2 separate regions of the Homo sapiens genome follow, and region 2 is linked to region 1. A link is an interaction called in ENCODE POLR2A ChIA-PET data of the cell type or tissue named here. Cell type or tissue: B cell. All regions are shown on one strand. Links, peaks and the distances in the headings refer to the core of each region. The heading gives the core; the rest is flanking DNA. Region 1 has its middle 4.2 kb from the start of HMOX1. Region 2 overlaps LOC105373017 (a long non-coding RNA gene).

Region 1 (2,910 bases), core at 211-2,710:
CCAGGGCATACCAGATCTGGGAGGTATAGTCAGGCTCCATTTTGGCAAGACTGGCCTGGTAGTCTGCATCCTTCAAAGGCTAGAATGCCTTCTTGTCTGGCTGTGGGTCTTCGGTCACTGGGTACGTGCTAATAGAGGCTGCACGATGTTTGGAAAAGATGTTGCCATTCTATGCCCTTTGCTGCCTCGGGCCCAGGGGCTCCTAGGGCAGCGATGCTGTGGAATCTGAGTGAGCCAGACACACTTGGCCTCAAATCCCGGGTGAGCTGTGTGATATTAGGCAGGGAATTTCACCCTGCTTGCTAAGCCTCGTTGATTAAATATGTAGTGAAAGCCTGGCTTGTGCTAAGGGCATAAGAAGGTGAATCTGACATGGCCCTTGCTGACTTCAAGGAGCTCACAGTCAGGACGGAGGTGGGGGCAACTGGGGCCCCTGGAGGGGTCCATAATGTGAGGAGAAGAGCTTCAGGAAAGCCTGTGTAGAATCTGTTTTACAGCTTCATGAAGATATAATTGGCATACAATAAACTGCACATATTTAAAGTATACAATTTGATGAATTTTGACACAACTTATAACCTGTGAAAGCATCTCCACAATCAAGATAAAGGGTGTATTCATCACTCTCAAGTTTCCTAGTACTCCTTGGTAATCCCCTCACTTCAACTAGGTAACCAGTGATCCAATTAGACTAGCTTGCATAATTTTCTAGAATTTTATATAATTCTATATACATTATGCGTATGTGTGTGTGTATTGCTTTGGCGAGCTCTTTTATTAGGAATGTTCATCTTTTGTCTGTTATATGTGTGGCAAACACTTCCTTCCAGTCTGTTGGTAGGGTTTCAACCTTATTTATGGGGTGTTTTGGCATCAGAAGGGTTCGGTGTTTTGCACTTCAGCCTATGGATTTTTTTCTTTTTCTTTTTTTTTTTTTTGAGATGGAGTCTTGCTCTTTCACCCAGGCTGGAATGCAGTGGTGCAATCTCAGCTCACTGCAACCTCCACCTCCCGGGTTCAAGCGATTCTCCTGCCTCAGCTCCCCCGAGTAGCTGGGATTACGGGCACCTGCCACTACGCCCGGCTAATTTTTGTATTTTTAGTAGAGATGGGGTTTCACCATGTTGGCCAGGCTGGTCTTGAACTCCTGACCTCAGGTGATCCACCCACCTCAGCTCCCAGAGTGCTAGGATTACAGGCGTGAGCCACCACAATTGGCCCAGTCTATGGATTTTTAAAAAATAACTTGGGCTTGTCTTCCTTGCTGAAGAAGGCTGTTTTCCAGCCTGTCACACAGCAGTTAGGCTGTAGACCCTCACTGGAGCCCCTGCCCTGCAGAATCGAGCACATGTTCTTTCTGGGTCTGTGTGGGGTGTGGGTGTGGTCAGGACACCGTCTGTGACCTTATTTACTGGGGACGTCCCCTGCTTGAGGAGAATATCCAGGCAAGGTCTCCTCACTCTCCTTAGCCACCATCCAGCTTGGCCAAGAGGCCTCCCCATGATTCCTCCCACGCCAGGGCCTCGCCTTTGTTTTTCACTGTTAGGGGCTGGCGAGTCACTGACCCGCCCCCCTCCCTGCTGCCCAAACCACTTCTGTTTCCTGAAGGCGCCTTGGGAATGCTGAGTCGCGATTTCCTCATCCCCTCGTGCAGCTGCATTTCTGCTGCGTCATGTTTGGGAGGGGGGACTCGCGGAAACAAAGGGAAGGCGGATTTTGCTAGATTTTGCTGAGTCACCAGTGCCTCCTCAGCTTCTCTTTAGGTGGGAGGTGAAAGGGCAGCTTTAATGGTAGGCAGGAGGAAGTGAAACTTCTAGAAAACGGCAGAAGCCTCTTGTTTGTCTTTTCTAAGTCTGTGCCTTTCCCCTGCTGGGTCCCCCAGCTCCCACCCTGTGAAGTCCACCTCAATCTGCCCCTGATTTAATGTTGCAATCCACCGAGGCCTTCTTATGCTTCACATCTCTCTGACTTCTGCATCTGCCTCATCTCTTCTGCCTCCAGCAGGAGAAAGTTCTCTACTTTTTTTGCCTGGATAATTATTGTATTTTTAGTAGAGATGGGGGTTTCACCATGTTGGTCAGGCTGGTCTTGAACTCCTGACCTCAGGTGATCAGCCCACCTCAGCCTCCCAAAGTGCTGGGATTATAGGTATGAGCCACCGTGCCCAGCCTCATCCTCCATCTTCAAAGCTAGCAGCATGGCATCTCCCAGTCTCTCTCTCTGTCCTCTGCTTTCTTTGTCACCTTCTGTATGTGCAACCATCCAGCCTCCCTCTTATAAGGCCCAAGAGGATAATCCAAGATAATTCCCCATCTCAACATCCTTGACTTAATCACTTCTGCAAGATCCTTTTGCTATGTAAGGTAGCAAAAAGGTAACCTATTCACAGGTTCTGGTGATTAGAATGTGGACACCTTTAAGGGGCTTTTATTTGGCCCAGCAGGAGGAGAGAGAATAGCATTTGGATCATCCTGTTGCTTGACTAAAAAGAAGGGGAAGTCAGGAGGCTGAATCAGCATGCGAAAGGGCCACAAATTCAGCCCTGGGACAGCCTAGAGGACCAGAACAACTCTGGCCTGGCCTCTTGCACCCCAGCAACCCACTGTGTGGGGGGCTGTTCTAACGAAGTCTGGGGCTCCCAGAGAACAGTTAGAAAAGAAAGCAAGCCCAGACCGGCAGCCAGGAACCCTGGGTCACTGGAGGTTCTCTTTCCAATGGGGGGCATAGCCTGGCCAAGTCCCTCCTGCTCTTGGGGTCCCTGCTTCCCTGTGTTAAATAAAAAGGGTTCAGATCTCATGAGTTTTACCCTCTAGGGTCGCTGAATGGACAGACTCTGGATCTATACACGCAAACTCATCTCCCCTAAACTCCTGGACCCTCTGTGAGAAGGGTTGGAGTGTGGTGGTCAGG
Region 2 (2,910 bases), core at 215-2,714, 120 kb before region 1:
CTGAAGATAAAAATCCATTAGGAAGCTATTGTAATAGCCCAATGAGAGATGGCCCATCTATTGGGGCACATTTTTCTTTTACATTTGTACCATAGTAATTATGGACTTAGACTTGTTTTACATTGCCCACAAAACACACATACACACAGAAGATAATAAGTTGCTCAAAAGCAGGAAAACAAGTATCATTGCTTCACCATAGGGGACATTTATTATTTGTCTTCCCAGAATAGATCCCCTTTCTTTTATAGAAGGACTAATGTCCTATTGCAACTTTGTGGTATCCCAGGAACTATCACAATACTGAATGATCACATGACCCCATCCCAGCCAATTGGAGTTCTTCTCTTGGATTTTGTGCGCGCGCGCGCGCGCGTGTGTGTGTGTGTATGTGTGTTGCTGATGTGGGAACATGCTCTTTCCTCTCTGGTCAGGAGACTATAAAGATGTAAGCCTGGGCTACCTGTGGCCATGATTCCAGGCCCCTAGGGACTGCCAGCCTGAGAGAACAGAGTTAAGAGGGAAGGATTTGAATCCCCGGACCCAGCTGTCCAGAGGGCCTGCTTCTCTCTGGCTCTGAGTAGTTTTTGTTTTGTTTTGTTTTTTACATGAGTTACATATTTTCTACTGGTCTCTTTATTTTTTTAATTTTGCAATTTAGGGCATACACACAGACTGAGAATCTGTGGTATGTCCCTCTGCCTGTCTCTTAAGGTAGTTTTAATTAGGTCCTGTCACTTCTAGCAAAAGGCCCTGGCCTAATGTATGTACCCAGGATGGCATCCTCCCATCAGACCGAAGACAAAGACGCTGCTCAAAACACATCTGGAAAGAGAAGAGCACAGAAAAGTGGCCTGAAGAAAGAGATGTCCAAACCAAGCACAATTTGACAGGCCCCACCTGTTGCTGCCAGGCACCAGGCAGTTTTCCTTAGATCAGGTGGACCAGAGAACTGCCCCACACTTAGGGAGTGCCCCCTCTTCACATATGCTAGATGCTATCCTCACTTGCCATGGGAAAAGGCATTCTTATTCACAAACCCCACCATGACTAGGCCTGCCCAGAGGGTCCTCTTTTCTGTCTTTCCAAGTTTCAAAAATGCAAGAGAACTATGAAAGATAGTCAGCAAAGAATACTTTTCCAGCAAGGTACAGAGGAAGCACTTGAATACATTCAAGGAACTATGATCTCCTGGCTCCCACCACCAACCCACTTCTGGCTGAGCTAGCTCCGGTGTGCACCTCAACAGAGAAGCCTCCCTGATTACTGTTTTAAAGAACAAGCTGTTCCTACCCACATCCCCTGCTGGTACTCTCGTAGCCAACCTGGCATTATTTTCTCCACCTCTGATTATCACTGAATGTAGTATTCATATCTTAATTTTGTGTCCCCCAACCCAACCGGAATGTAAGCTCCTGGGGGCCAAGGACTCTCAATTCTGTTCACTGTTCTATTCCCAACACTTAAGACAGTACCTGCCACATGCTGTGTTTTCAATAAATATCTGTTTAATAAATGGAAGTGCAATGATCCAAGACTGGGAGCAAGTTAATAGCATTTTGTGATTGAGTGAGTAGGCTGAGGAGAGATCTGACTTCAGGTCTCCAGGAGCTTAAAATGAGCAAGAACTTGATATGCTCCATCTTCAGGTGGACTAAAAGAAGAAATGGGACCAATAGGACTCATAAGGCTTTTAGGTCCAAGCTAGTGGTAGAGTGTGGGGACAGCTACTGTTTTTGCCTACCTAACATGCACTCACCCTTCTGACAGCAACCCTTGATTTTCTTTGTGTCTACCCCAACCTAATTTTGGAGGTAAGCAGATGACCTAATTTAACCAATCAGCAGCAGCAGCAGACTCCACACCTTTACTCATAGTGATTGCTTTTTGTCTGGACACATGATCTAATTCAGGCAATAAGAATCAATCCCATGACTTTTGCCAAAGCAAAAGGGAAAAAGAAACTCCTTCCAGGGCCAGGCATGGTGGCTCACATCTGTAATCCCAGCACTCTGGGAGGCCAAGGCAGGAGGATTGCTTGAGTCCAGGAGCTTGAGACCAGCCTGGGCAACATGGTAAAAAAAAAACAACAAAAAAAACCCATCTCTACAAAAAATACAAAAAGTACCTGGGCATGGTGGCATGCACCTGTGGTCCCAGCTACTTGGGGGGCTGAGGTGGGAGGATTGCTTGAACTCAGGGGGTCGAAGCTGCAGTGAGCTGTGATCGTGCCACTGCACTCCAGCCTGGGTGACAGAGAAAGACCCTGTCTCAAAACAAACAAACAAAACCTCCCTCCACAGGGACACTGCTAGCAGGAAAGATGATGAAGCTTGGAGCTGCTGGAGTCATCACCTGAATCTGAGAATAAAGCTAACAGAGGAGAGCACCACAGACACGTCAAAGGACCAGCTTGAGTTACCTCCCTGGAAGTGACCATGTCTGCAGGTACTGGAAATTTCAATCATGTGAGCCAATAAATTCCCCTCTTCTGGGGAAACACATGGAAATGGGTTTCTGTCACAACTGAAATCATCCTGACCAATGGATTTAGGGCTCTGAAGAACAAAAAGGAAATACATCATTAGGGCTCTTAAATGCCTCAAAGGGAAGCCTAACGTCAGGCAGGGTGTCCCAGAAATGCAATCTAACACCTTTTGGTGAAACTCATTGCCTGTCTTTTTGGTGAGTAGGATGGGAGCTGCGGAGAAAAAGGCCATGCTACTTTTATTAAGTATTTGCAGTTACATTTTGCAAATGATTTCAGCAACTTTATCTCAGGTGTTTTAACATCTCAGCATCTCACAGTTGTAAGAAACAGAATCAATCTTCTACTCAGTGCAGAGGGGGAGAGAGCATGATATAGCAAAAAGAGCACTGAACCAGAGTCTAACAATCTGGCTTTTCATC

Evidence for each region. Peaks named below come from ENCODE experiments on the same cell type or tissue, not always from the same donor. Only the 100,000 strongest peaks of a DNase experiment are listed, where the experiment ranks them.
Region 2: POLR2A ChIA-PET joins it to region 1 with 10 read pairs; 2 of 35 experiments call an interaction of 5 or more read pairs at or near these places.

The regions. Positions count from the first base shown.
Region 1 is chr22:35,375,428-35,378,337 of GRCh38, forward strand. No RefSeq gene overlaps it. Among named protein-coding and RNA genes, the nearest start is that of HMOX1, 4.2 kb to the right of the region's middle. RefSeq lists enhancers at 1,110-2,309, 1,407-1,954, 1,916-2,155. In B cell, for the core only: no CTCF peak of the experiment used is centred there; a DNase peak (open chromatin) is centred at 1,744; H3K4me3 peaks cover 816 bases.
Region 2 is chr22:35,253,242-35,256,151 of GRCh38, forward strand. The region is part of intron 2 of LOC105373017 (a long non-coding RNA gene); the gene reads right to left. It also overlaps a transcript of HMGXB4 not described here. Among named protein-coding and RNA genes, the nearest start is that of HMGXB4, 2.8 kb to the right of the region's middle. In B cell, for the core only: no CTCF peak of the experiment used is centred there; no DNase peak of the experiment used is centred there.